Linked DNA regions of Mus musculus: region 2 is linked to region 1. The links are chromatin loops, found by intact Hi-C in ENCODE. Cell type or tissue: heart. All regions are shown on one strand. Links, peaks and the distances in the headings refer to the core of each region. The heading gives the core; the rest is flanking DNA. Region 1 overlaps Tnr (tenascin R). Region 2 overlaps Gm31493.

Region 1 (15,645 bases), core at 4,620-7,119:
TGCCTCTGCCTCTGCCTCTGCCTCTGCCTCTGTCTCTCTGTCTCTCTGTCTCTGTCTCTCTCTCTGTCTCTCTCTCTCTCTCTCTCTCTGTCTCTCTCTCTCTCTCTCTCTCTCTCTCTCTCTTCCCTCTTCTTTTCCCTTCTCCAGATCTTTCAGTGTCTTAGCTCTCAGCTCTTTTCTTTCTCTGTCAGCAGTTCATCAGTTAGTCTGGGTTATTTACCAGTGCAAAAGGGTATGGTGTTATGGGACACATAGGAGCAAGGCACTAAATAACCTGGAACAAATAGAGATGTCCCCATTCTATTTCAGTTTTCCTTAAAAGATGAAAGTGAATCTATAACCCTGACCCTAATCTTAACTCCCATCTTGGTTTTATTCTAGGATTTCATGGCTGGTTGAACACAGAGCACGTTCTGATCCTCATTCTCAAGGGCAGCGTCAGCAGCAGCAGCAGACTTGGTGCTCCTGGATGTAACTGTCACTTAATCATATTAATATTGCCTTTTTCTTTTTCGTTTTCATTTTTAAATGATACTTTTACGTTTGAGGCATCCTTTTATCTATGGCACACAGCAACTAGCTTTCCATTTTGACAATGGATAAAGCTTCTTGAAAACATATATTTAATTAAATAGAAAGTGATTTATAGAACATTTAAGTGCCAAATGGTTCACATGTCTCACAAAAAAAAAATGACAGAAACTGTGGATTTGATACACAGCAGCTTACGTTTTTGTAGATGCAAGTCTTGACTACTCACGTCTACATTGATTCATAGGTATTACTGACTCCCAAGATGTTTGAAAATGTTTTAAATTGAAGCACATTTGGCTGCTTGTTTAAATTTCCTCCCAATGTGTTTATATGGTTCTTAACATACATGTTTATTTCTTATATTGGCAAACATAGGTTTGAGTAGCTAACATGTATTTAATAAATTCTTATCATTGATTGATATAGAAAGTCCTAGGTAGTGATATTTAAAGATGAATGATGAGATTCTAGCCCCCAAGAAACGTACAATAGAGACTAGACAGATAAAGTCAAATAGATGCCATGATTCAGGCCATATCAGAGAACATGAGCAATTATCCCCACAGGCAATGGATGAAAAAAAAAAAAGAGTCTGTATGGCTTCTATGAAGGAAGAGGTTCTTCACTGGGCCTTTGGATATAAGGTAAACACCAAGGTGGGAACAGTTGGCTAAAGGAGTGTTTATTGCAGAGGAAATGTCAGTGCTTGTGCAGGTTTGAAAATGGATGACCTGGCAGTGGGATGCAGGACAGTAAGGTGCTTGGCGGTAGAGAGAAGGATGCAGGAGGAGAGGAGGAAGCCTGCTAAGGAGCTTGGCTTCTACCGGGCAGTGACGGAGTCATTCCAAGCCGTCACCAAGTGGGGCTACCCTTCACTCAGATTTGGAGTATGAGGGAGATCCTTCTATTGGCCATGTAGACAATGGGGTGGTCTTGGAGGCAGGGTCCCAAGTGGAAGGCTGTTACTTTGCTGCCCAAGGTAAGGCAGGTATCAAAGCTTGAACATGAATGTGGTAGGGGTGGGCCAGCAACAAGTGCAAGCATCTCACACTATCATTTATTTGTTTCCCTTTCTGCCTCCCTTTATCAACCATTAGGAAAATCTTACAGAGAAATGGAGGCATTCATACACTGACTGCTTTATGATCTAGCATCAGCTCCACCAGTCTGACTTTGGTGTGTTTATCTTCCTATGCCCATGGAAACCTCCATCTAAACTCCCTGCTGTGTCAGACCTCTAGGAAATCACCTCTAATGCCATTCTCATTCCTCCCCTTTCTCTCCCAAGTCAGATAATAGCACTCTCCCAGGAACCCAGCAGCTTCTCATTTCTCTCTTGACCTGCAGGCTGGCTAGCTGGTTGCCTAGCTTCCTAGAGGGGCAAGCCTGCTCATTGCTTCCTGTGCCCTGTTCCCTACCAGGCAGATCCCTGCCTTTGTACTTGCCTCATGTCAAGATCCATCAGCATAAAAGACTATTAATGAGGATGGGAAGAGACAGAGCAAAGAGGAAAATACCACAGTCAGATAAAAACAGATCAATAGTGGAGCCAAACAGAGCAAGAGGCACAAAAGCAATTCACAAGCTGTCAACTTCTCAATGGACTCAGACTTCTGACAATCCCAGATGGACACAGAAAGGAGAGAGATGGATAGAAGCCCAGGGCAAACTGTCCAGGGAAAATACAAAGTGAATGCTACCTAGCCAAAACTCATCCTCCAGATTCCCAAAGCCAACACGATAATCTGCCCATTTCCGGAAAAAATCAGTTTGTCCATTTTGCCGCCTCTGGAATACCTGTGAAGAGAAAGAGAAAAAGAGAGAGGATATGGTCTAAAAAAGCAAGAATTAATAATTAATATATGAATATGTCTGGGTTCTGCATCAGCTAGGATCAGAAGCATTTAAGAAGTCAGTTTCACGTTTTGGTGGCAGATTTTGCAGGGCATGCTCAGAACCCTTCTTTCTGAAGGGCTGATGCATCTGACAAATAGACTAGGGGTGTGATATCGACACTAATTTGCACTCCTGCAATATAGAAAAGATTCAGGATACATATCAAGCTCCCAATAGTCAGGGGAAATGGGCCTGATTCTCAAATTAATCTTTTTGCACTGCAGAGAGTAGTTGGAAGCATTTCTCACCGAAGGACTGGGACCAACTTCAAATCATCTACTCACTGTCATCATCTTATTGCAGGCAAAGCAATTGCATATCATTCACTTTCCAAGCTGTTTAAGTGCTAATTTCATTTAACCTCCAATACATCAGCCTTGGCTTCAATTTCCAATTATGCTTTAAGAAGGAGGCACAAATATGTCAGAAACATAAAAGAAAATGTCTCCGGAGAGGATTACGAGTGCAGTCACCATTTAACTCTAGAAAACCTTCCCATTTTGGAACCTGAAAGCTCTGGTGCTGTATCTGAGCAGTGCTAGGAGGGTGGGCAGGGCGGAGTTTCATTCACACTGATTCAACCCCTGTTGCTTGGTTTAGAGCCAGCTTCAGGAAGTTGCTTATGGGCATAGTGGTTAGCATCTCCAGGCTGCTTATTTCTTCTGCTCTGTGTAAGCTAGCTATCATGTATGAGAGGAGGTGGTATCAGCAAGTAGTGTCTCTCTCCCTACCACTGTTACCTCCTGAAGGCTATGACAGTTCTAGGGAAGAACTAGGGGGAGGTCTAAAACAGAATGTAACACAAGTAGCTCTCATAACTAGAGGCCCACCCACATTCTACCCCATAACTAATCTACTATATGTGACTCTCCAAGACAAGGCTACTAACTGCCTCACTCTGGGAAGCTAATGTGCTTCTGTAGAGTGGCCTCCTCCTCTCCTCTTTACTTTAGCTACAGCCCCTGGTAAGCAGGATCCATGTGCCTCACTCCTTCCTTTCCGCAGCACACCTTGCATCCTGTCTGTTTGCAGGAGCTCAAAGCGAGCCAGTCTCATCTTACAGCTAGGCCGTTACATCTTTCATATGAGTCCTGGTTAGTTTTTAATTGTTAATTTAACCCAACACAGAGTCACCTTGGAAGAGGAAACCTCAACTGAAGAATTGCCTCCAATAGATTGGCCTGTGGCCATGTCTACGAAGAATTGTCTTAACTGAAGTGGGAGAGTGGGGTTCAGTGAGTATAGCATCATCCCAAGCGAGGTGGGCCTGGTCTATATAAGAAAAGTAGCTGAGCATAAGCCAATGAGTGAGCCAGTACCCTTCTTTCACGCTCACAGCCCTAGTTTCTGAGTTCTAGCTGTGACATTCCTCCGTGATGTACTATGAAGTATAAGCCAACAAACACTTTTCTCCTCTATGTCCCATTTGGTCATGGTGTTTATCCTAGCAACAGAATGAAACAGTTATTCCTTTCTCTGTTTGTGAGTGGCCTACTGAATGAGGGTCTTGAAGGCAGTGACAAGACAAATCCAAATGAAGTGGTTAGATAAGGGAACATCTGGAAGGATGGCGACATGGTAAACTCCAGGTCCCCAGCCAGGTATACTAGAAGCCTGAAGACATCCGCCTGCAGCTTATACTTACAATCCAGCCGCCCCCATCTGTGGTCATGTCACAGTACACTTGCAGCTTGTGGCTTAGCTCCCCATTGAGGAAGATGGTGTAAACGCCACTCAGAGTGTCTCCATTCATCAAATGCTGGGCACAGTCTTGAGGATGAGAGAACACCCGGCCCCCTGCAGAAGAAAAGCAATAGAAAGTTTTACATTTACTTATTAGGTGCATGTGTGTACTGTGTGCCTGCATTCAGGACCACAGTGTACATTTGGAGTCAGAGGACAACTCAAGGGAGCCAGTTGTTTCTTTCCACCATTGGGTCCTGGGGATGGAACTCAGATTGCTAAGCTTGGGCAGCAAATACCTTGTACCTGCTGGCTAACTCATCAGCCCCAAAGCAATTTTTAGAAATGGTTCTTTTTTTTCTTTTATTGGATATTTGCTTTATTTACATTTCAAATGTTATCCCCTTTCCCGGTTTCCCCTCCAGAAATTCCCTATACCATTCCCCCTGCTTCTATAAGGGTGCTCCCCCACCCTTGTATTCCCCTACACTGGGGCACCAAGTCGTCACAGGACCAAGAACCTCTCCTTCCACCCCTGCCCAACAAGGCCATCCTCTGCTACATAAGTGTCCAGAGCCATGGGTCACTCCATGTGTACTCTTTGGTTGGTAGTTTAGTCCTTGGGAGCTCTGGATGGGGGTGGAGGGCTTGGAGGGGGGAGGATGGTCAGATTGGTTGATATTGTTCTTCCTATGGGATTGCAAACCCCTTCCCCATTATGCACAGGAACCCTTGCATCAGAGGAGGTTTTAAAGAGTCCTGTGGTTGGTCCTTCATCATGAGATGTAAAAAGTTCTAAGTGAATTCAGACTGTGTGGGTGTGAAATCTGAACTCATGTTGGACTTATGGCCTCTGAGGACCAAAGGTGTAGATTCTCTGATTACCAAGATGCTTGAGTATAAGCTAAAGGCCTTGAACATCCAGTCTCAGCAGTAAAATGGGGGTCACAAGGACTTCCCCCTTGGCCTTGGTGATTGTTTAAGAGATGGGCCAGTGAAGCACTGTAGGGACCTATTCAAAGGTAAGAAGGCATCTGAAGAAAGCCTCTGTCATCCACATGGCAGCCATGAAGGGATGCTCACACACGCTCAGCATTACCACAGCGATGAATGTCTGGTCCCTGTACAAAGCAATCTCTTGATTGTACTAAACAATCAAATGGCCATGTTTTACAGTTCAGTTTTAATTCAAGGACAGGGCAGGGGAAATAAATTGCAGCTCATCTTTCAGAAGGAACAGCCCAATCTGTAAAACAATACCTAATTAGCTGTAAGAGAAGCTTCAATCCTGAAGTGCTTTGCTCCGAGATAAGTTTTGTGCTTATCAGGCAAACTGAGAGCAGTCTACTGGAGGGACTTTGCTGAGAGGGGAAATTAAAGGCACAGCCTGCCATGAGAGGCATGGTGGCTGGAGTGCTCTGTAAATGTGGGTTTCTGGGTCAATGAAGAATATGGTCAGACAACACAGTACGATACAGTACCGTGTTTCTGTGTATAAGTGAGGTAGACATGAAGGGAGGAGGGTGAGGCAAACCGCAGGTGTTAGCTACTACAGCGCCTCCTGGTGGTTTTACTCCTATACTATATGTGACACTCAGCCCCTTGGAAAGGCCAGGCAGTGAACCATTTAGATATAGCATGTCACATAAAAAAGATGACACATGAACTTTCCTGAGAGTCCCCATCACAGGTTGTCTGTAAAGCATTCTGTTCTAGGAAGAAGCAACCGAAGTTTTGTAGTCTCCATGTAAGCCCTTACTCCTATGTCCTACCCCCTACCTGCCACCTGACCCAGAGACAGATTAACTCTTAGTTCTATGTTCCAGATTGCTGCCACAGGTCTGTCAAAAATAGCTTGAGGGAACAATACACTTCAAGTACAGTCACCCAAGAATTGGTAATATGCTTCTATAAAACTTATATTTCACAAGATGTGTTGTTGTTTCTATTTCATTCTTGTGAGAGACGTTAGAGGAAGGCAGGACAGTGGAGAGCTGAGACTTATGTTAACAGACAAGGAAACTGCTCAGAAAGATTCCCTGACTGGCTTTTTCAGATAACTTGTATTCAAGTTTGCAGAGCTTAGTCAAGCGTATATTCTATTAGAACAATAAATACAGCCAGGGATGGAGAGATGACCCAGTGCTTAACATTTGCTGCTCTTTCAGAGGACCCAAGTTTTCCCACATCAGATTACTCATAACCACTCCAGAGGATCTGACATCCTCTTCTGGTCTTTCTGGGCACTTACAGACATGAGGTGCATACACATAGACATAAACACAAATAAAATGTGAAATAAATCTTTAAAAAGCACCTTCAAATGTGTTCTAGTTTCTTTAAGGTTTTCATCTTTCCAATGAGTGACTGAGTTTTTATTTAACATAAGCATATAATACTCCAAGAACTAAAGTTACCCCAGAAAGCATTATGTTCAAATTAAGTGTTTTCCCATCAAAAGTGACTTTTGTAGTAGCTTTATTAAAGCTATTGAATTGTATCTCCAGCATGTCCTAGACATCATGAAAGCTCACGTCTCACCTGTCCCTGAGGTTTCCATTCATTTCAGAGAACAGACATGAATGACTGTCTCCTCTCTGTGTTGCTTTGGGAACACTGGCCTTATTTCTGGTCATCTAGGCTATTATTGACCCTGGTCTCCGGAGCAACCAATGTGCCTACTTGCCTTTCCCTCTCTCACTGTCTGTGGTCTTCCTTTTAGATCAGCATATAATGTGCTTGGCATCCAGCCTATTGCTTCCTTGTTCACTGTTTCTCCCAAAGGAAGAGATCATCATTAAACCAGCCCATTTTCTTGGGGAGACAGAAATCTGCATGTCTCAGTTGTCCATGGATTCCCCCACAAAAAAACTTTTCTCAAAACTCACCACAGTAACATCACTCAAATACGTATATAAAACCAAATCCATTTTGAGAATAGAGAAGTAAACAATTTTATATAAACCCCTTCTTCGTTGATAACTACTAGAATGTATGTTATAGATACTTGAAGGGGGTTCAGATCCACTCTTAGTTTTTCTAAAGTTAGACATAATGTAAGCACATATAATATATTGAGATGACTTGTTCTGAGGAAGAGGAATTTTAAGTATCTAAGATGCTGTCATAAAAGAGGCATTCACTCATCTTTAAAGCTGGGAGATAAGAATAAGATCAACTGAAGAGATAAGTGTCTAAGGAGTGTCAAAGATGGATGGGATAAAGGTCTCAGATGAAGGTTGGGAGAGGGAGGACCATATGCCCTGCTTTCTGGGCTCCTATAGTTAGCTGGAAGGTGGAAGCACTATCCAAGTGTGTGGGAGGTTGATGCATGGTTGCTGGGCGCACTTGCCTTACCCTTGACAAATTACAAGGCCATCTGGTTGTTAATAGATTCAATTTACTGTAATTTAGTCTATGGCATTAGTGGAAAGGCAATCACGAAGCACTTTGCTTCTGCAGACTATCAGAAGCAGCAACCTGGGATTTTTCATTCCCTGGGAACTTGGAGAAGATTCCACATGAAGCTTCTTGCCATCTTGCGCCAGCCTCGAAAGCATCCCAAGTTTGTCTCAGAGTCACTAGTCCTCCATTAACACACTTGTCCCTTTAATGTGATGAGAGAAAGCAAAGGCTTGCTGAGGGCTCTCAAGTTACGGATTTCCTTATCCTTCAGATTCCTGTGCTCCATCCCAGGTCTACCAAGTCGAGCAGGGAGACAGTCTCAGGACTCAGTATCTGACTAAAGAGCTTCATTCACATAGAGCTGTTTTCAGTTTGCATTTTTCTCTTCTCGGAAGCCAAGAGTTAGAAATGGTAAATGAGATGGTGACCTGAGGCCTCTTGGCCAGCTCTCCCTGCTTAGATCCACATGACTGGGCGAATAACAGAATTAATTTTTCTCCTCTCCTTCTTAAACACACACACATACACACACACATACACTTTCCTGTTCTCTCTCTCTCTCTCTCTCTCTCTCTCTCTCTCTCTCTCTCTCTCTCTCTCTCTCTCCCTCTCTCTCTCTCCCTCTCATAATCTTTTGTCTCTAAGAAGAACATCCTGAGCACCCCATCTTTCTGTTTGGGGTGGGATGGAAAGAAGAGGGGATATTTGGCCTTGAGCTTAAGCCTTGTATTCTAGTCTTTGCGATTTCACCCTACTGCTTTGGTGGTATTGGACTTTGACTCAGCTAAAAATCATAAAAACACATTCATGTTCCAATTGATCTGGAATTCATATGTTTTAGAAGACTACCAGGGCCGATCCTTAGCTCTCTGGATGCCATTTAATCTAATCAGGTATCTACCTTTAACCCTGATCATTCTAATAATTATTTTAGACCAAGCACATACCTAGAAGGCTCTCTCTCCTTCCTCCTGGTGCAGTAACTGGAGCCTGGGTGGATAGGGTAGCCTTTTTTTTTTTTTTTTTTTTTTTTTTTTAAGCACGGGCTATGGCTATTACCAAGTTAGAAGGAAAACAAAGCCAAATGATTGCCACAGTGAAGTGTCTTATGGTTAAGTATTTCTAGATGTAACTGTGAGATCCACAGGCCCAGGGCATTCACCAGAAGAATTGCTCAGAAATTGGTTTGTATTGGGCATCAAAGGCTGCCTGCTGAGTGGTGAGTGGCTATCTTCATGATGACACACAGGGCAATCAGATGGCTCTGTGCCAGTGGGGAGTGGGAGACGCTTCTCTGTCCATTCCCAGCCCTCTTTTGTTTTGTGTCCTTGGGTCCAGCCTTTAAAATGATCAGATTTAATAGCTCTAGAGAGCCTCTGCCCACTGTCCACTCTGATGGACTCAGCATCAGGGCTGAAGCTGTGACGTCAGCATGCCCCTCAGCGAACAGCCACAGCAGTTTTCTCAGTAAATGCAGAATAAAGTATTGTTTTTCTCCACAGAATTAATTTTAACTATGTTAAAATTAATGGCTCGTATTTGCAAAGTAGCTGATAAGATTTTGGGGTGCAGACAGAGGCTGTGGATAGAGCCTAGCCCATAGGAGCTTAATCCATCACTTCAATTTTCTCAGATAATCTTCAAATTTACTAGCTTGTTGTCTTGTTACTCACTTAAAAGACATATAGGAAAATGTCCCTTGATTTCTAAATGCCAGGCTAAGAGATGGGAAAACATAGAAGGAGAAAAGACGTCTTACAAGTGGCTCATGGTCTTATGGGAAAACAAATATGACTTCAAGCTCTGAGACCAAGATGGGAGGTTAGAAGGGCATCAAAGTGGGTGTGAAGGGCAGTGAACATGGGAGCTGCTGAAGAGGGGCTGAGAGGTGGGGTTCTAGAACGGAGTAGAATTTGACAAGTGCTGATCAGCAAGCTTTCTTACTTTAGGAACTGACAGAGATCAGCCACATACCGGTAGAGGACGGTATTGCCGGCATGTGGAGAAGCACAGACCAATTGGAAAACTGAAGATTTACCTAACTAATTAGCACTGTGTTGGATGGATGTGATAACAGTGACTGAATCATGCTGCGTACGAAGAGGGACCTTCTTCTGAAGCCAGTAGATACCCTTCTCTATCTTTGTATATGTAGCATTACTTAAATTTTCCCTTTGGAGATGGGAATGTGTGGGGTTTTTTTTTTGTTTGTTTGTTTTTGGTTTTTTGTTTTTTATTTTTGGTTTTTCGAGACAGGGTTTCTCTGTGTAGCCCTGGTTGTCCTGGAACTCACTTTGTAGACCAGGCTGGCCTTGAACTCAGAAATCCACCTGCCTCTGCCTCCCGAGTGCTGGGATCAAAGGCATGTGCCACCACACCCGGTGGGACTGTGTTTTTCTGTGCCTCCACTCCTTGAGTAAAAATTTATACAGGGCTGGAGAGATGGTTCAGTGGTTAAGAGCACTGACTCTTCTTCCAGAGGTTTTGAGTTCAATTCCCAGCAACCACATGGTGGCTTACAGCCACCTGTAATGAGATCTGATCTCTCTTCTGGTGTTTGAAAACAGCTACAGTGTGCTCATATAAATCAATAAATCTTAAAAAAACAAAATTATACAGTCTCAACCTCTCCAGTGAGAGGCAGCCATTGTTGAACTATTTCAATTATATCATGTAAGCCAGCAAAAGAAATCTTTTATTATTAAAATTCACAGGGATATGCATCTGACTTGTTTCTTACCACTATCCTTAGCATTTAGAACGGAGCCTGACACGAAATAGGTGCCCCATCAATATTTATTAGATGTTTAGTGTCACATGAGTGATAGTATCCATCCCCTATGATAATAACAGAGAACACAAAATTAGATTCTCTGAGACATGTGCAATGACACAATTTAAAATGGGCCAAATAAAATCCTGTGACTAGTGACATGTGAGATTTTTCTGTAGCATTTATAAGATCATCTTTCAGGGATGCTTCCCAACCTTCCTGATGCTTTGACCCTTTAGTACAGTGTGTCATATTGTAGGGACCCCTAACCATAAAGTGATTTCCATTGCTACTTCCTGACTGTGATTTTGCCTGTTAGGATTTGTAATGTAAATGTTTGATATGCAGGATATCTGATATATGACCGCAAAGGGGTTACAACTCATAGATTGAGAACCAATTAGTATAATCTACAGTAAATAGTTATACTGTTCAAGAGGATTCACTACTCTCAAAAAAGGGTGGCCATGTATCTGTGCCCTGTTCACTAGTGTGACTACTCTATAAATACGTTCAGTGACTTAAAGAAGAGGACCATTCCTTGAATACCACCATTTCCTAGATGTCCCCCAAACTAAAATAATATAATGTGTAGAGTATGATAGCTATTTTTTTCAAAGTTTATTTTGTAGTTAAAAATCCCACATTAACAAGAGTCTCCGGGCTCAGATGTCTTCGCTAGTGAGAACAGATTGAGAGCTTGAAGGTGAACTCTCATTAGTTTTATACAATGTCTTTCAAGAAACAGAAGCGGCAAAAGGAAATAAAGTTTTCAATTTGCTCAGTGAGGCCAGAGTTATTCTTATTGAAATAAACAGCTAGACAAAACAGTATTAAAGGGATAGCCCAGGCTGGATGAGGGTTTTGAAGTCTACTCTTTCTCCCTATGTTGGTACAGAGAACTCATTGCCTGGCCCCTTTCATCTGCATTTGGTCTTTCTCGACCACATACACTACCAGAAGGAGAGCCTGTCAACCTGAAGAGAGAATGGGCTTAAAGGATGGAGTATCTATCCATGCCCCAAGGAATAAAGCTACTCTGAAACAAAGAACACAGTTGATGTGTCATTGATTATCTAGTACAGTTTATTAGAATAGCATCTTAATTAGATATGCTAACTTGACTTACAGAGGTAAGGAAAAATATCAGTACCACGTGAAAAAATAAGAAACTAAAACCCAGCAGAAATATATTAAGCCCAGATAAAAGGGTTTAAAGTAACAATGAAATAGATAAGATAAATAAAGGTTTTAGACTCAGGTAAAATATGAATTGAAGTATCTGACTGAGTCCACCTTTTAGACGCTAAGAGGGAAGAGTAAAGAGAGAGACCACTAAGAGGTTTGGAGAACAATGCACACATTCTACCATCTAGTTAATAGAAGTCCTGAAAAGAAAAAATATTACAAATAGGAGGAAACACTTAAGTGAATAATAAAGACAAATGTGTACAAAAGCCAGATAAAATGTGGCAGTTTAAAAGCATCATTAAATGTCAAACTGGAGAGAAAAAGATACATAAACTCTTAGAATGAACTGTGAGACTATCAAAAAGAAATAAAAATATGGGGCTGGGGACATGGCTCAGTGGGCAAAGTGCCGCTATACAATCATGAGGACCTTGTAACCATGTCTTCCTATGTCTGTGATTTCCTGCACTGAAGAGACAAGAGCGTGGCAGGTCCCTCCCAGGAGCTCACTGGCCAGCCCTTCCAGCCAAACTGGTGAGCTCTTCAGTGAGAGACTCTGTCTCAAACAATAAGATGGAAAAGTAATCAAGGAAGATACCCGGTGTTGACTTCTGGCCTCAACAGGCATATATGTGCATGTACACCTGCATGCACACAAGTACAAATTCCCCACCACACACACACACATACACACATGCATATGCACATGTGTGTGTTCTAGAAGACTCCAGATAGAAAAGTTTAGTCACCTACAGGACAAAATCTAACTGATATTAGACTCTGTGAAGGCAATACTGCACCCAGAAAGTCAATAGGAGCTAGGTGTGGAGGCACATGCCTTTAGTCTCAGCATTTAGGAGGCAGAGGCAGGTAGATTTCTGTGAATTTGAGACTCGCAGCCAGGATTATATAGTGACTTCCAGGATAGTCAGGCTACATAGTGAGTTCCTGTCTTAGGAAAAAACTTAAATCAAAAACAGTAGTAAGACTGAAAGCTGGACAATTTTTTATTTCTCATGAAGTTGGTGAAACATGAAGATATAAACAAAGAAATGCATGGGCCAATTTTCTTTATGATCATACATGTAAACTGTGTAAACAGTTAACTAAATCTGAATGTATTAAAAACTCATATTTGGGGGAAAATTTTAAATTAATAGTAAATAGTGATAGTAAAGATATGTATTTTAAAAAACTACTGGTATGTGTCATGGAGTATAAAAACCACGACTTATTAAACTACCATTTGGTAAAATTCATTGCAAAATGTCCTAACTCGAAATAGAGGAAAATTCTATAACTTAATGAGTGTTTCATACCACAGATCTAAGCAAGTGCTATTCTTGCTTATATATGGCTCCTCCAATTACATATTTTCTTTATTTTAGAAAACAATTGCAGGGTTAAAGAGATGCAGTGAATAGGAGTTAGTGAGGATTATACATCTGAAGTTTTAATTGTGTTCTCTTCAAGACTGTGAACAAGTCAAAATTAACTAGCCTCGGAGTCATTGATAACTTTGGAGATTCCAGTTAATGTGAAGGACAGAAGTGAAATCATTATTCATAAATGATACAAAACACAGAAAACATTTGAGTGTGTGTATTCGTGTTCATGCTTGGGTATGTGGACGCCAGAAGTCAGTGTCTTTTGTGACAGGGTCTTTTACTGAACCCAGAACTCCTCTGTTCAGCTAGACTGGCTGCCTGGGCAAAGCCCTGAGGTCCTCCTCCTCTGCCCGCCTAGTGATGACATACAGCTCCTACCTCCCACCAATGGCATGGGTGCTCAGGATTAGAACTTGGGTTCTAATAAGTGCACAGCAGGCAATACTTTTACTACCTCTACCTCCCCAGCTCCATATTTACGTAAAATATTAATAGAAACAATAGATAATTACAATTAGGGAGAAAGTCAGCAGGATTTCTGGATACTGGATCAATATGTAAAATCAATAGTATTTTTCTGCATCAGCAATAATCAACTAGAAAATATTTTTCTAATTAGATACAAGTCACAAACCAATAAAAAATAATAAAGCTTCCAGAAATCAGCCAAGAGCACAGGAATGCTGTGGGGAAAATTTAACATTGTGAGGAACATAAAGATTATGTAGATAAATAAAGATCCAGTCTATGCGTTTTAGAAGGGATAACTTGCTATCATATGGCTGTCAGTTCTTCTCAAATTAACTTACAAGTAAGTACATTTCAATTCTACTGTAAATTTCACTTGGAGGACTTCATACCTAAGTGGGATAATGCACATGACATGACACCCACGGAAAATTAAGTGCCATCAAATAGCTAAGTGAACCTCGAGAATGGGAGCCAAGGAAGCTTGCCTTACCATGTGTCAACGTGTTAAGATTAACTCTAGATATAAACACAAAATTTTTAGGCTTTGATTTTTAAAAAAACACAGATGAACAGAGCATGGCATAAAATAGATAATTCAGAGTTCAGAGGCAGATTATATGCATGTGTGAATGTAATATACAGGAAAGCATTCAAATCAATGAACTTACTTAGTGGATGATGCTGGTAAAACTGGCTCACTCTATAAAGAAAAATGAAACCGTATCCCAGGTGAATGCCACATATGAAATGAACAAAGCATGACAATAGATCACAAAGAGGACAGAAGAATATTGAAGAAAATCTTTGGAGCTATTGGTAAGAAAAGCCTTTGTACTAAGGATGTTAGAGGTTCAAGTAATGCTGGATAATACTGTGGGGAACCCTGATGGGAAAATAAGCAAATGATACGAACAGGTAATTTACCACCAAAGGAAATCAAATGTCTGACAAACGGGGAGAGAGGTTTAAATTCAAACGTACTGTTAACATGATTCATCAAAAGTAACGAGACATCGACTATACTTATCAGACTGCTAAAAATTTCAATGCTGGACCAGGCTGGACTGTGTCAAGTTGTTAGGAATGGTGTGTCCAGAAAACAAGAGCATCCCTGTGTGTCCAACCTGTAAGTACTTAAAACTGTACAAGCACATACCACACATTTCAATTCCTCTTTGGGTATACAACCTTCGCACACCTCACTGGTTCACAGATGAATACTCTGAAGGCACATAGTGCAAGCACTGTGTGGGACTGTGAAAGGCTGCAGACAATCTGAGAGAGTGGAGAGCCAAAGGTGACGGATGGGCACACGTCAAGTAATATTTCACAGTAATTTGAAGTGAAGGACACATGAATGTAAAAGTGCCCAAACAGAAAATAATGTCCGATGAGTTATATAATCCAAAACACGTTAGACACATTTAGATCATTGGTAATCACAAACAGTTCTATAAGAGTATGCTTTGCAAAGGCAGGAACAAGAGGCTTCCAGATGGACATGTTTGGATGGTTGTATGTCAAAGACAGAAAAAGGGCCAGGGCAAAAGGAAATAACTGAGGGAATATGGAGAGGGACCTTGGAGGCTGATACTGAGAACACACAATAAAGGCGGGGGGGGGGGGGGGCTGTTTCACTAATCCAAACCTTTGATCTGACATTTAGATGTTAATTTGCTTGGCTTGGGATGGGATATTCGTATGGTATGATTAGTATACTACTTTCTTCTCCGTAGCCAGGCCTTAGAAAAGGCGAAGGCAGACCTTCCTCTGTGTGTCTGGGACTGTGTGTGTCTGTCTGTGTGTGTGTGTGTGTGTGTGTGTGTGTGTGTGTGTGTGTGTGTGTGTGTGTGTGTGCTCGCGCTCCTGCATGCATGTGTGCACACTTCTCTCTCTGTCTCTGCCTCTGTCTCCTGCCAGGCATCTTTTGTTCTTTTGTTTCTCAGGGAAATAAAACATCCAACTGTGTGTAAGTGGCAGAGCAGTGGGACCCCCCAGCTGCTGCCTGGGTAGAGGCACTTGTGATGCCCAGATGTACAGATTAGCAGGCTTCCTTTTCCAACAGAAATCCTGGTAACCATGACTTTTTTTTAAAGTCTACTACCCACTGCTTTGGAGCCTAGAATTTGCCAATTTCCATTCATTTTTTACAACCTAAAAAAAAAAAGTGTTTTATGTCAGAGAAGACCCAAAAATTACTTCATGGAACAGCCTGACCTGGAAGGAAGATAGCAGGGGGCAAAGGCAATAAAACAAGAATAAAAATACAAAAGCAAAATAAACAAAACCACAACCTCACCTCAT
Region 2 (15,645 bases), core at 7,732-10,231, 95 kb before region 1:
GTTGAAATTAATTAAGGGAAACAACATCATCCAAAGCTAGTCTTTAATTATGATTAAACTGAATTTCTTCAAAAGAAGATACCCCATAGGTCTACATTCATTACACTGTAAAAGAGGCACCAGCGAACTAAACTTGGAGGGACAGACTGACAATAGGATGTAGCAATACTCAGGACACAACAAAACCAGCTATAACATATGGAGGAGATAACACACACACACACTCCAAAACCAACTAAAATTAACTTTCTGTGTTCTGGCTTCATAATCAGAAAATATGAGTAATAGACATTTTGCTTATAGGATGATTCTAACAGTACTTCATTCCAGTGGAAAAAATTACTCAGAAGTCCTTGGAGAAATTGGAATATAAATTCATATTCATAATGGACAATGCTTTTGGCCATTCTGAATCTGTGCTATGAAGATGAGAATGTGAAGGATATATTTTGTATCTCTAAGCAGAACCTCATGGATTCATCTCCTTAACCAGAACATTTGGTATGTCAATGCTACATGTCTACCAGGTACTTAGGAGCATTTGATAAAGACTTCTTGTCTGAATATATTACAGTTCTAAATACCATTCTCTATTTCTCAGCCAATCTCATTGTATTAGCTAATACAATTCCTGGTTGTCAACTTGACTATATCTGGAATGGACTACAGTCCAGAATTGGAAGCCTCATCTGTGATCCTGATCTTGAGGCTGGGAGATACAAGTTTCTGACCTGGATCTTGGCATGGAGATCTTGAGGCATAGCGGCTATGAATCCCAGGAGACTAAGGCAAGGAGATCTCTGAGTTCAAGGTCATCTGGGACAAAGGAAGTCCCAGATCCAGGCTTGGTGGCGAACACCTTTAATCTGGGCCACACCTTCTGCTGGAGACCTACGTAAGGACATTGGAAGAAGGAAGATTCTCTTCGCCTGCTTACTTTGTGGGACTGAGTAACTGCTAGATCCTTGGACTTCTATTCCCAGCTGTTGCTGACTATTGCTGGGGAGTTGGACTACAGACTGTAAGTCATCAACAAATTCCATTACTATATAAAGACTACCCATAAGTTCTGTGACTCTGGAGAGCCCCGATTAATACACACATCCATCACATGGGTAAGTTAAAGCAGAAGAAGCAAATACCTTTTGGGAGGACCTATGAAGTGGAGTCAAGAATGCTTTCAAAGCTTCCTAGGGAGTGGATGGAAAAATGAGGAAAATCATTCATGCAGCAAGACAAATTGGTAGGGAAGGATTTGCCAACATGCTCGACGAAGTGGAAGTCAAAAAGTGTTAAGTGAGGAAATGGAGAACTTGTAGAGTCTTCTGCAGAGAAAGAGGAAGTGATGGTGATGAAGAAATTCAAGTAAAGCCAGTAATGTAAACATCATTAAAGAACAAAACAATGAAACAGGGTTCTTGGATAGAGGACAGCGAGCACTAAAGTCACCTGTATGGATTACACCCTCTACAGCTACACTCCCATGAGTTACTAAGAGACAGCTTTTCATTATCATGTCCTTCCAGTAGATTTTAGGAACAAGCAAGCCAGCAAGCAAAACAAATGAAACCCTTCAACTAACAATGATCCTAAACTATTATCGCCTTCCTTGAGTTTTAACCTACATCATCATCCTAGCTCAGTGATAAAGGATCATTAGGAGCAGACAAACCTCCCTTTGATTTTTTATCAGGTGCTCAACATAGCCTAACACTGTGCCACACACAGACATCCTTCTCCCGACTTTACCTCATCATGTAGGAGTTGTATCATCTCACATCACAAGCAGGATGAGACAGTGCAATAAAATATTTAGGGAGAGACCACAGTTACATAGTTTTCCAGAATATTTTGATAATGGCTCTATTTTATTATGACTGTTATTACTCTGCTATCCTATCTAACTCGCGAATGAAAGTTGTTATGTACATACAGAGAAAAACGTATTGTAAATAGGGTTTAATCCTATTGATGGTTTCAGGCATTTCTCGGAATGGTTCCCCTGCAGGTCAGAATAGGTCTAGTGTTTATACAGTTTACCAAAGTCAGTTAACTCACTGGAGTGAAGCATATATGTGTCACCTTCTCCTTATTTTCTTGCTGTTCCTCACTCGTAATGGTCATAAGCAACCCCTCCCTGCATACATTTAGAGTCATATCAGGGTAATAATGTTTACTGCTACCAACAGAAATAATTTAGAAATTTAGCAAATAGAAGAAAGCTCATTTTATTTATATGTTTACTGGAACCTTTCAACAGCCTGCCTCTCTTTAGTTATCAAAGCTCAATTATGATGACTTGAAACCCATCCTTTGTCTTCAGTTATTCCAATCCAGTCCTTTGGCATAGCCTGCTTGAAGCTATTCAGCTTTTTGCATCTGTAGGTTTATGTCTCTTTCCAAACTTAGGGTGCTGCCAGTCAGTATGTATAGATTTTGTTTGCGTACTTCCTTAGGTTCATCATTCTTCTCCTTCTTTATTCCACTGATCAAAATACTAGACCTTAGCTGGGTATAGTGGCATGCTTTTAAGTTGGAGGCTGGCAGATCTCTGTGAGTTTAAGGCCAGCCTGATTCACATAGTGAATTCCAGGCCATCCGAGGCTACAAAGTGAGATCTTTCTCAAAGAAACAAATAAGAAAAATTGACATCTTTTGTTTTGGTCTCACAGGTCTCTACACAATTACTTTCCCTCCCTAGTTAATTTTTTTTCCTGTGGCACAGTTTGGGTAATTTCTGTTGTTCCATCTCCTGCTATAATGTTTGTTCATTTATTGAACATTTAATTTGAGTTATTGTGGTTTTCCCAAACATTTATTTATTCATGTTGTTTGAGAGGGAGGGGCACACAAGCCACAGGAGTTAGTTGGTTCTCTCCTTTGAGCATGAGGATTCTGGAAATTGAACCTCGGTCATCAGGTTCAACGAAGACATCTCTCTGGTTCCTTTTTCTTTTGAGACCTATGATTTTTTGATTATTCTTTTTCAATCTTTTATTCCTTTACAGGTACTTTCAGTATTTTTGTTTGTTCCACGTGTGCTTGTAGTTGCCCCTGGGCACTATGATCATTGCCGCTTTAAAATCCTTGTCAGGCCATTGTGATATCTCTTTCATCTCAGCGTGAGCTTCTATTGATTGCCATTTTCTCGTTCAGTAGGAGATCTCCTTGGTTGTAGGATGACTGATTTTTCTATCAAAACCTGAACATTTTCATGGCTTGTTTGTTTTTGTTTCTGCCATTTGAACACTTTGTTTGCTTCTCTTGGTATGGTAGCAATGATGAAGAGACATTTCATTCCTGCCAGGAGGAGGTGAGACCCAGGTACTTCTCTAAGATATCTAAGAGAGCTGCTCCTCTTCACTGACAGGTTGACGTGGAGTTTAGCTTCCTCATATGGTTTCCATTGATTTTGCAGGAAGAGAGGCCTTGTTATAGCTCGGGGATGGTCAAGGTCCAGACCTCTGCTGGCCTCTATTGTTGCTATCTCAGAGCCTATGGAGGAGGCCTTTAGTTTTTGCTGCATGGAGGTAGAAGTCTAGGGTCTCAGACTAGTACCTATAAACATCATGACCAGAAGGCATAGGAAATTTATTACTGGCCAGCTAGGTTAAAAGTTCCAGGCTCCCTGTTTAACCTTCTCTGATACTCCTCCATGGATGTGCTGGGTACCTTGTTACATTTGCTCAAGTACGGGGAGCCTGGCTCACACTTGGCTTTTGCTGCCCATGAATGGAAGTGAGGTCAGCTTGGTTTGGTGGGAACAGAGTGATGATCATGTAAGGTTTCCGAATTGCTAAGAGGGTCCACTGTTGGGGTTTGGCTAGAGAGAGAGAAATGTTGGTTGAGGGTGCTTTGGTCTGAGACTGTTATACGCCTCGTTGCTGGTGTCTTCAGCTCCAAGTGTGAGACCCATGAATGAAGCAAAATGAAACCCCAGGGCAGCGGTTCTCACCCTTCCTGATGCTATGACCCTTTAATTCAGTTCTTCATGTCTCCTGTTGTGCTGAGCCCCGACCATAGAATTATTTTTGTTACTACTTCATAACTCCAACAACTCTGCTTTCTTCTCTTTACTCTTCAGTGTTTAATATTCATTTATGTATAATTCTCAAGGTCTTTAAGTTGCACTCATTGGGTAGATAAGTATATCTCCATCACCCTGGAAGGAGAAGAATCGAATGTAAAGCACGCTACCATTAAGCTAAAGCCTAGCCTTTACCTGCAAGCATTTAACATAAAATTCTCTAGTTAAATGTCAACTAAATTTTTTGGAAACTTAATTAACATATTTAAGCATTTTGATAAAAATAAAATGATCTTTAGTTGCAGCACTCAGTATTGAAAATGACTATCTCAGTTTACTCAGATACAAACGCAAGGGTAATAAGAACTGTTTAATGTTACAAAATATTTTTCAACTGTTACCTGGATCTTTTGCAAATGTTAGGATAACTGTGACTATTTCTGGAACCCTGTGTTAGAATAGAAAGAGAAGAATATAGACACCTGGCACTTCCTGGGAAACAGTAATCTAGCATGCAAAAACTATCGCATTTACACAGTAAGGAAGGGTTGGATGGATTGATTTGTCTCTGGACAGCCAAGCACTTCCACTGGGCATCTTTTCCCCATGGCTTAATGTCAGCGGGTCAGAACCTTCAAACCTTCATGACATTCGAATTTAGCTGCCTTCTGTTTCAAAGATATGGGCAAAAGATGTAAAGTGTTTCTCCAGAGAGTGTGGAGGGGAATTAGACACAGGAGTGGGTTGTCAGTCCAGAGCACAGTCCTGGGTGGCAGAGGTGTTCACACCATCTTCAAAAAAGAAACATATAAGACCTTCTAATGGATAGGTCCAGGGCAGGGTCCCTCTTGTATGGAACCTCACCGCTGGGTTGTTTTCTATGGTGTTAGTTATTCAGCATATTTTTAAAGATCTTTCTCATTTCTTTTCCTGTAATCTGCTATAAAACCATTAACAATGTAAGTGAGGCAAAACTAAATATTTCCACAATCAATTGAGAATTAATAGGAGGTAAACACAGCCCAGGAGATACTGAGAAGTCTTTCTGTACAATTTATGATATGCTTTGAGTGGCTTTGAACAGCTGTGCACATCTGGGTCTTTGTGTAGAGACAATATGTGGGCAGAAGGGTATTTTTCTTGGTGAAAGTAGACTTTTTTTTTCTCACGGTCAATTTCATTTTTCTAACTAGAGTCAAATGCTTGATATGATAATTAAAAATACATCAAGTCATCCAGAGCGGTGCAGTTTTGTGTTTGGTTAGATGGCAGGATAATTGCCGACCCTTATCTTCAATTTTCAGACTTAAATCTCTTTCCCATTTAGTTTTAATTGGCTCCAGGCTTCCATCCATACTTAACTCCGAGTTCATTTGTCGCAATTGTTTTATGTGAACTAAATCCTTTTCCAGTGGATTCAGTACATCTAGGTATCTGACTCATCTTTGTTGTGTGGCTAATATTTTAAAAGTATGAAGCCAGGCTCTTGAGAATGGGAGGCATAAAAGTCTGTTGTCTGTTACTGCAAATGATCTCCTAGGCATCAACTTATTGAATCACATTTGAAAACCTCCCCTCTCTCTGAAAAGAAAAGATTTTATAGTTTTATTTTCTGTGCTCTTAAAACTCCAGTTGACTTTTCACAACTCTCATAGCATGTATTTTTGAACATTTAGGTCTTTTCACAATGATTTCTTCAATTTCCCAAGCTGCTGATTACTTGATGCGGCTTAAGGCTAGCTTGCCACCTTGGGCAGTGATGTTGATCCAGAACTCAGCATGATCCTGATCATTAGCTACCAAACAGTGATTAAAACATTTTCAGAGGTGGGCATGGAGGGGTTGGGAGGAAGTTAGAGATGTCTATAAAAGTTATGTATGAGCTTTTTTAGAAAAACACACAAAGATGCAGATAGTTTGGAGAAATTGGCAGATAGCTTGCAGTGGTGTGTAGTTTCTTTATTCCTTCCACCCAGGCTAAAACTACCTGAGTTAGACAACTTGGTGGCAGAGGCCTTATAATGTGGTCACAGTCTGAATTACCTACAAAATGATAGTGATACCACCACTGCTTTACAGCAAAGGTCCAGATATGGCAGTTTGTGTGTTAACTAAGGATATAAATGAAGGTTTACAGCCCAAAGGACTGCAAGACAGACCATGAGACAAATGAGTAAGTGACCTTAGAAAGAGAAACCAAAGTTTCTTCCTCTGTGTTCTGATGAGTTAGAATTAACGCGTCTGCCTTTGAAAGCTCAAGCCAAAGGATCGTGGTCCCACTGAACACCCAGCTATGCAAAGCAGGAGAGAAGGGCAAATGCTGTGAGAGAAGAGTGCAGAGAATCCCTGAGGGAGAGTGGGAGAGAGAAGCCTTGCTGTTGTACATGAAGGCCTGGCCAGTGAGAAATCCCCAGAGAATGTTTAGAAATGGGACGGCTAGTATCAGATGTTAGGTTGTCTGCTGTTGGTGGGAGATTGTAACCCATCCTTCATGACCTAAAAACCATCAATAAAAATTCTGCTAACGTGCCATGCCTGTAGAAATGATTGCTTTTAGGGGAAGAAGATAGGGCTAGGCGAAGAAGGTGCGAAATTATGGAGAGCAGAGAATAAGAATTCGGCAAGGGCAGGAAATTGGAGCCAGAGGTGAGAAAAGAATACCGGTTCCCTAGCAATTTTCAGAAATCTCAGGGCAGGTATTTGAATTTTTTTTCCTGAGGTCATAAAAATGGAGGTTTGTGCTAAACAGAAATATATTTCAAGGAATATAATGATCTCTGCTGATCCCTGAGCAACTCCGTTCTGAAGCATTTGACTTTCTAGAGCGGGTTTTTTTTTTTTTTACTCTGTCCCCATTGTTTGTTCTCCTTTGACTCTGGGCACAAAGGCACTGTGACCTTCAGAGATGGATCGTGCTGACCTTCTCTTAGTCTTCTGAGACAGTGACTGCCCAAGGAGAGGGAGACCTGGGAGCTTGCTTGAAATAAAGGTGGGGAAGGAAGGAGTTAACGCAGCACTAAGAGTAACATGGAGTAAAATAAAAATTTTGGTCAGTTGAAAAGTGTTTATGAAACTTCACTGAGTCTCCTACTTGGTCACATGTAGTACCTAGGAATAACAATACTGCTTTTATCTGGCAGACAAGAGCCTATCACAGGATGTTCGGGTGGGGAGTGGGGTGTTCAGCGAGAGATGGGAGAAAGGACTAAAGAAGGGGTACTAAGTTATAGTCAGATGGGAATGGAGAGTCCTTGTGTGCTGTTGAGGACCAGGTGGGTATAGATGGCAGCAATGCACTCTACATTTCAAAAAGCTTGAGGAGAGTGTTGGAGATAGGTATCTATTCATAAGCTGCTTTGAACATCATGCAAACAGGAGGCATGCGTGCAACCAGATAACCCACGGAAACTCCCTGACACATATAATATTTGTTTGTATGTCTCATGTAAAGATAAATTTAAAAGTCATTTGAGATTCAGACAGGAACATCAGTGAGTTTGAAACCAGCGTGGGCTATGTTGTGAGACTCTTGTCTCGAAAGCTAATTAATTAAAACTGTGAGGCTCTGATTTTCAGAGAACGTGAAACATGTTCTTGCCCAGCAATGTGATTGGGCAGAGGAGGGACAGGAGTGAGGCAGGGGTGGGGCAGGGAAATGGCACTATGTTAGTTCCTTCCTTTCACCTGGTGGCTAGCTAGGTTTGGCCCTGGGATTTAGTGTGTAGAGTTACACTGTTTCAATTGAGAATAGACTGCACAGCGGAGCACCCCTGCCTGCTAAGTATACCTTATGTGTGTTTTGACACTGCGCAGATATTCCTTCCTGAGGAACTCTTTGGTGCTTGTTAAAGGGACTCTATGGGAGGCTAGACAGAGAAGACTAATGCAGAGCCACAACGGGAGGAGTCCTGGAGGTAGAGCCTATAGATAAATACACTCATTTCCAGCTTAATTTGACCATATAGACCAACATTCCCAAACTCTTTCTCTAAGAATTTGATATGCAGTGGACTCTGGAGGTATGTGGTGTCTCCCTGCAGGGTGGGAGAAGATGGAGCTTTACCTGATGACCATGCCAAGTCTTATATTTCATTGGTGGTGTCTCTAGGGCTGCGTGGTTCTGTGGGAGTTTAGGAGAGGGGAAACAGAATCTGAAGGTGATGACTGTGTGTTGGGGCATCCTAATGAGAGCCTTTCACCCCTAGTGATTCATCTACCAAGCATTTATAGGGTGTAGGTAATATGCTAAGTACTGTGAACACAGAGATGAAAGTATGCAGACCCTGAAGGGATGGTGCTCACCACAGTTCTGTTCTGAATGTTGGTGGATTACACACACTGCGGTGGCTTTTGATGTTCACATGACTTGGTTCCATGACCTCTTCAGTTCATCAGCTACTTTGTCCTGTGCTCCTCTGTGCCGCAGACACGCTGGCCTCTTTGCTGTCATCAGAACACACCATCATGTGCTCCCTTCAGGGATTTTGGCAAAAAATGGTCTTCCTCATGACTTTCATTTACTCAAACATTACTTCATTCTGTTCTCTCTATTGACGGTGCAACTGGCTCTCTTCCAGTATGCCCACTCTTCCATCTTTCACTCTATTTTTGATACTATCTTTGTTATTACCTGATAGAATCTAAGGTCCAAGAGCACGAGAAACATTTCAAGCACACACCGGAGCATAACTGACAATAGCACTGAATAAGGGACTTGACCAAAGTCATCGCACACAGCTCTACATTTCTACAACAGGCCTTTGTCAGGCTTTGCTTGAGCTGAAATATTCCACCCTGCCTTGAGCATCATCCTTAGCCTTGTATCAGGAAGCCCTGTCAGGTGCTCCAAGTGACCCTACTGCATGAAGACCTTCCTTCCTGTGCTGCTGCTGGAAGACCAAAGCAGCCAAGAAGGAGAGGGGACATGTGACTTTGGTGGCAGATGTTTCAGGAGCACGATTTTCCTAGCTTTGTCAGAACTGAGCAAGGGGAAGTTCTTCAGAGGAGCCTGTCTTTTGTTTGGGATCCTGTTTGTAGTTTTCTAAATATGGCCTGAGTTCCACCCATGCATTTAGTTCTCCTGCTCCTTCTTGGCTTCTAGACACATGTGGCCACCATCTGGTCTCCCTGTCTTAATGGCTCAGGAATTCCGCCTCTTCCCAGGGTATCTCTGAAAGTCCCGATGAGTAAATATCTTTGCGTTCCACATCTTCAGGCCTTCCCCTGTCAGGTTTGATTGTTTTGCTGGTCAGCCATCTCTGGCCTTGTTCTAATAATTTCTCTAGAATTTCCATGGAGAAACCATGGTCTGGATTCCCCCAAACAGCTATTTCAGGGCCATATACATGTGATATATTTCACTGAGAACCTGGTCTGACCACAGGAAAATTAAAAAAGAAAAAGAGAGGAGTTTAGTACTTTATTCCATCATCAGGGTCTGTTGGTCATGCTTCTTCATGGGTGGGCACTATCTTTAGTTGGTCATCTCTCTTCTGAGGCCCAGCCTGATCCATCACTCCAGGACTGGATTATCTGACCTATGTTCTTCTCATATCTCATCATTATCAGAATGGATCTTGTTTTATTATTTTATCATCAATTTTGATGTAGTTACAGGAGTCCATGCCTCCAACACGACTGTGCTTCAATTGCTCTGATATAACAAAAGTTGGAACCATGTCTGTCTGGTGAACATCATATAGCTCTAGAGCCTTCAATACTATTGTTGGCACATAACTGTTTACTAGTAGACACTGCAGAATGAGTGGATAGCTCAGACTCCATCTAAAGGACCTGGTTTTCTATATTTTATGGGTTTTAAGAATCTAAGTCATGTATGATGGTGCATCTCTTTAATTCTAGCACCCAGAAGATAGAAGCAGGTGGATCTCTGTAAGTTTGGGGTCAGCCTGGTCTACATAGTAAATTCTAGGATATCCAGGGCTAGATAGAGAGACTCTGTCTACAGAAAAAAGCAAAACAATAATGACAGCAACAATAACAACAACAATAACCACACAGAAAAAACAACAATGACAATAACAACAAAATAGGAATCAATTCAAAATAAAACCACAAAAATATGTATTTTAAAGAACATTTCTCAATGTGGCAACTAATTTAAAATTTTTAAGATGTTGTATTGTTATATATAGCATATCGTTAGGATTATGGGTGCTCACCTTCCAGCCTGGGCTCATCACTGGAGGCCCATCTCAGATACTATGCTAAGCATCCTGGGGGTGGAAAGAAAGATGGTAAGACCTTTGAGGGGAAACTGATGCAACAGGAGGGAGGAGAGCTACCTTTTACTCACTCCCCCAAAGAGCTTCTCTCCTTGATAATGTCTTGGGAGACTCACCAAGATTTTAGGAGAGGATAGGGCACTGAGGAAGACAGAGCCCTAAGATCCAGAGAACTGGGGCTCTCATCCCCCTGTAATGTAGCAAGTTGTTTCAGAAAGGTTAGAATCAAGTGGACCTGTGGAGGGAAAGCAGTGCAGAAAGCAGGTACAAGCAGGAGGAAGCCCTGGCAGAAGCAACTCCAGAGCCCTACGGAAAGGTGTGCAGTGGTGACTGGAGAGAGGGAACCCATGGTCAGATTATAAAAAAATGTGTATAAAGGTGTATTGAATTGTACTGCTTTTTAAGAGTTTGCAACCATGGCACTTGGCACTTACAGCCTACTATCCGGATAAAGCTAAGGTGTCAGAGGACTCCGTGGGTCTGATGAGGGATTATCAGTGCCAACCTGATAGCCCCTCCACTGTGACCTCAATACTAACAATGCTTGAAGGGGGGTTCCTGATATCTGGGCCACAGCACTTGACCCTTTTTTGTACTCTGTGAGCCCATTTCTCAGTCTTCCTCTTTTCTTGTACTCCCTAGGGAGAAGGAAACCAGTTGGTTCAAGCTAGTAGACAGTTGGGCCTTTCATGAAGAGGATGTCTCACAGATGGCAGCCATGAGTTATATGCAGATTGATGCTGCTATCTAGGAGCAGTTTCTGGAGAACCAGTTGCAAATGTACCAGCCTTCTCCCTCGCTCTCCAGTCTTCTGGTCATAACCATAGAAATTCTAACTACTTGTGCATGGGATTGCTCTGTGATGGAATAGTGTCCATTTTCCCAAAGGAGGTGAGTGCATGCATGTGTACGCATGCACACACACACACACACACACACACACACACACACACAGAGGCAGTCTTTTTCTGTTTGTGTGTCTCTGTCTGTCTGTCTGTCTGTCTGTCTGTCTCTCTCTCTCTCTCTCTCTCTCTCACACACACACACACACACACACACACACACACACACTAAAAACATAAAGTTCCCACCATTGTCTTGGAACTAGCAAAACATAAGGCACATTGTTTGCTTGAGCCACGGAGGAAAAATAATGCTACCTCTTGATCGTCCCTTCTTCCACATTTCAAAAACCCTCCTCACTGCACATCCACTTCTTGGAATCACAGAGTGAGATGGGGTAGGAAGGAAGGTGCTCCAAGGTCTATTTGGAAATGGGTTGATAAGGAAACAGGCCTGAGACTGTGAGGCCCTCTTTGTTCCAAAATTCTGTATAGCTTTCTCATGAAGACTTGAGACCTGATCATGCCAATCATTGTTTGCAAGCTAAGGTGTGCTACAATTTGGACACTTCTGGGCACCTTCTGCAAGTTGGTCCCATGAGCTAAACAGGGACTAGGAGCCCTAGAAGACACCTCCTAAGGGAGCGGGAAGCAAATACTATCATCTTGGTCTAGGAACCAGGCCAAGACTTTGGAGTGAAAGAGTACTAGCCCAGTGTCTGTAATATAGGTTTGCCCTTATCCTGGCCTGGTGCCCCAGGAGAGGAGAAACATCAGAAAATGCATGTAAACACTACAGGACATAAGGTATGTGACAGTCTAGGAACACCTCATAATACCATGTAGGGAAGGAGCCATTCTCCATATTTTGTCACAGATACCTAAGTGCCTCATTGGGGTGGTGGTGAATGGCACTGGGAAGAGCAAGTGGTGCTGATTCTGGTGTTGGGGAGCACATATCAGACAACCCCTGTGGACTCGAATTGCTCTACTTGGTGGATTTTGGTCAGCTGGGCTTCTGGGCCCCTCCCACCACATGCTTTATATCAGCTACAGTGGTCTCACTTCTCCTTTGTATGCTGGGATCGACTTTATAGGATTGTCTAAACATGTTGTTATTTGCTCCTCATAACCTCTCACAAACTAGAAACAAGCACAGCGATGCTTTTCAGCACCAAGAGGGATTAGACTTGCCGACTTCAAGGCCACTTCAGCTCTGTCATCCAGGTTTTGGGACTTAAAGGTCCACTGTGGGCCATTAGTTGGATATGCTTCTGAAACTGGGAAGTCAAGATGCATATGTGGCCAGGGGCTTTTCCCTACCAATGGTCCTGAATAGGAAACAGGGCAGTAAATATGGAGAAGAAAATCACCTTTGTTATTTTGTGGTACAAAGTCAGAGACACAGCTTATAGTGTGAGATAAATGGCCCTATTTTATGAGCACAGAATTGGGTAAGCCTGCCAGCCTACTTCGAGATGGCATGGCTGAAAATTTCTCCAAATAAAACTTAGAATATAAAAATGCAAGAGAAAAAAAGCAAAGAGAAGAAGCAAAACCTGGGTGACTGTCAGCAGCCAGGACTGGGAGACTGTTAGCAGCCAGGAGAGGTTTCAGGGGGCAGTCTTTTGTTTCTGAAACAAAAAGCTTGAGACAGGCTAATTTTTACTTTATTTTACTTTTTAAAAAAGGAGACTTAGTTGGCTCAGAATTTGTGGGTTGAAATTCCAAAAGGCAAGGGCTCCCTTTTAGCCAAATCTCCCCATGGTGGACTGGAGTAGGGCTGGGGGGGGGGGGTGGGGGTGGGGAGGGATGGATGTCTGCAAGTGAGAACTTACATCATGCTGTGAACAGGAAGTCAGAGAAAGACTCACATCTCTCTCAGTTAATTTTTCATGGCTGGGATGAACCACAACAACCAAGGTAAATTATGAGAGATATAATTTAATTTGAGGGCTCACAGTTCCAGGGGTCACAGTCCGTGACCATCATGGCAAGGAGCATGGCAGCAGGCAGGCAGGCATGTTGGTGGTGTGGTAGCTGAGATCTATGTCTCATCCTCAAGGCCAAAGCAGAGAGCGGGGAGGAGAGTAGGGAGAGGGAGAGCAAGCAACAACTTGGAATGCCTTGGGCTGTTGAAACTTCAAAGCCCACTCCAAGTGTCCCCTCCAATAAGATCATATCACCTAATTCTTCCCAAACCATTCTACCAACTGCAGAACAAGCATTCAAACATTCGAGACTTTGGAGCCCTTCTCCTTCAAACCTCTAAGGTCTCATAATTCCTTTTGAGGGCATGCGCTTAGTGACCCTAAGACCTAACTCATCAGACATATTTCTTAGAGACTCTTCACCTCAGCAATGCTACACTGAGGACTAGATCTGTAACAGTCACTCATACTCGTGGGCATCCAAGAGCTACATAAGGTGTGTGGAAGCTCCCCCAGGCCACAGATTTACCTTCCAGAGCTCCAGTTGTCAACAGCCAACTGATACATGAAAATGTTCAATGAAAAATTCCTGAGATAAGCAACTCATCAGTTATAAATAACTTATATTTCCACATAGTTCTCTGCTTCATTAAGTTATTGTTGTTACCCTCTTACTGTGACTGATTTGTTAATGTAACTTTATTGTGGATATTTATGAATATGAGAAACAGTATATGTAGGCTTCAGTACTGTAGCAGTTTCAGGCATCACTGGGGGTGGGGCTAGGAACCTATTCCCTGTAGATGTGGGGGAATGTTGTATAAGAATATGTATGTATGTGTGGAGGGAGGAAGGGAGGGAGGGAGGGAGGGAGGGAGAGACAGAGAGAGACAGAGAGAGACACAGAGAGAGTCTCTGTGTGTGTGTTGAATGCATGTGTGTAGTGAGTGTGTGTGTGTGGTGAGTGTGTGTGAGTGTGTGTGAGTTTTTATGTGTGTGAGTGTGGTGTGTGTGTGCTGAAACCAAGACAAATCCGGTATCTGATATTGTTTTTGATTAGTAGCAAACATGTATCCACCACCATGTGCAACAACCTGTGTGGCGGAGTATGCGCAGAAAATAAAGTACTGCACTTGTTTTCTGCTAGCTCAACCATAGTGTGATGAGTGAACTCAAGAAGATGTAAGCACGGCGCTTCCAGTGTTTGCAGAAGGCTGCTCCTTGAGGTTCGGTTTAAATATATTTGAGTGAATAGAATTTTGACAAAGCAGAGATTAAGAAAAAGATATTCTAAGCTTCATTATATTTGAGATAAGTTGATAAGTCTAGCCTTCCTTCCTAATGTTCTCTCTCCTTCCCCTTGACCCATCCCTCCCTTTTCTCTTTGTGTGTGTGTGTGTGTGTGTGTGTGTGAGAGAGAGAGAGAGAGAGAGAGAGAGAGAGAGAAAGAGAGAGAGAGAGTGTGTGTGTGTTTGGGATAGCAGATGCCTGTAGGTGCTTTCTGGGGGGCTTGGAGGAAATAAAGAAAAAAAGGAGACAGATCAATTGAGCAAGATAGATTATGATTACCTTGGGAGAGGCATCCAGTGCCAGGCTATGGCATTAGGACTTCACACAGAAGATAATGGTGGATGTCTGACTGCTTTTAAAGAAGGGAGGGGAAGCTTGGAGTTTGAAGAATCCTCTGGCAATGCATGAAGAATAGACTGGAAGGTAGTCAGAGACTTGTGAAAGAGTCTTGGTTATTGCTGGATGAGGACTGAACCGTTGCAGAGGAGTTGGAAATGAATGTGAGAGGATTCACTTAGGAGAGGCAGAACCTGATTCCAGGTAGCAGAAGTCATTTTGGCTGGGAAAGGAGAAGTGGATTATGCCTTTACTCCCACTCCTCGATGGCAATCGTAACTTCTCTGCTGTGTCAGATGCTCATCTATCTTTGGCTCACCTACTCATTTGTTGAAAGCTGGGAGTCAAAGCTTTCATTTCTATGAGCTGGAAGATTCAGCCCTGCCATGTGAGGATGGTACTTAAAGGTCTGTGACAAAGAAGTGATCCCTAGAGTGTAGGCTGTGTTATGCCAACTGCAGGAGAGAGGGACTGTCCCTTGCTGTGTGATTCTGCCTGGTATAGAATTGAAACTGCAAAGAACACGTGTGAGGCTAGAGAACCCATGTGGGAACCTCAGCTAAGAGCAAGGAAAGGGTGAGCGCCATCAGTGCCAGCTACTTGCAAAGGGAACTCTGTGTAGTCTTGAGGTTGGGGAGGACAGGGGAGATCCTGCACAGCTGAGGAGACATGAAGTTAAGGATTCACGGTGAAGGTAGTTCAGACTTTATCTGCTGCCTAGCCCAAGATTCCTGTCTCTTACTGCTATCACAGGAGTCACAGGAGTATTTATGAAGATTTTATCATGGGATGTAGGTTTCTAAGACTACCAACAGGGTCACTTGTTATAGTGATGAGTATGATATATATATATATATATATATATATATATATATATATATATATTACCTCTTCCCTTTTGAAAAGGGAACTCCCTGTAAAAACTATAGAGTATTTAAAAATCCATACAATATGGATAGATAAATAAAAACAGT

Evidence for each region. A loop is a pair of places that touch in the nucleus more often than their neighbours do. Peaks named below come from ENCODE experiments on the same cell type or tissue, not always from the same donor. Only the 100,000 strongest peaks of a DNase experiment are listed, where the experiment ranks them.
Region 2: it touches region 1 in a loop (2.8-fold over the local background); 4 of 42 quality-filtered maps call a loop at or near these places.

Annotation. Positions count from the first base shown.
Region 1 is chr1:159,901,222-159,916,866 of GRCm38, reverse strand. Tnr (tenascin R) reads right to left here. Exons shown (of 23, transcript NM_022312.3): 19 at 4,076-4,227; 20 at 2,235-2,331. Among named protein-coding and RNA genes, the nearest start is that of Gm31667, 120 kb to the left of the region's middle. In heart, for the core only: a CTCF peak has its summit at 5,681 (motif pointing left); no DNase peak of the experiment used is centred there.
Region 2 is chr1:159,998,926-160,014,570 of GRCm38, reverse strand. All of the region lies in intron 1 of Gm31493, which reads left to right. Among named protein-coding and RNA genes, the nearest start is that of Gm31667, 18 kb to the left of the region's middle. In heart, for the core only: no CTCF peak of the experiment used is centred there; a DNase peak (open chromatin) is centred at 9,060.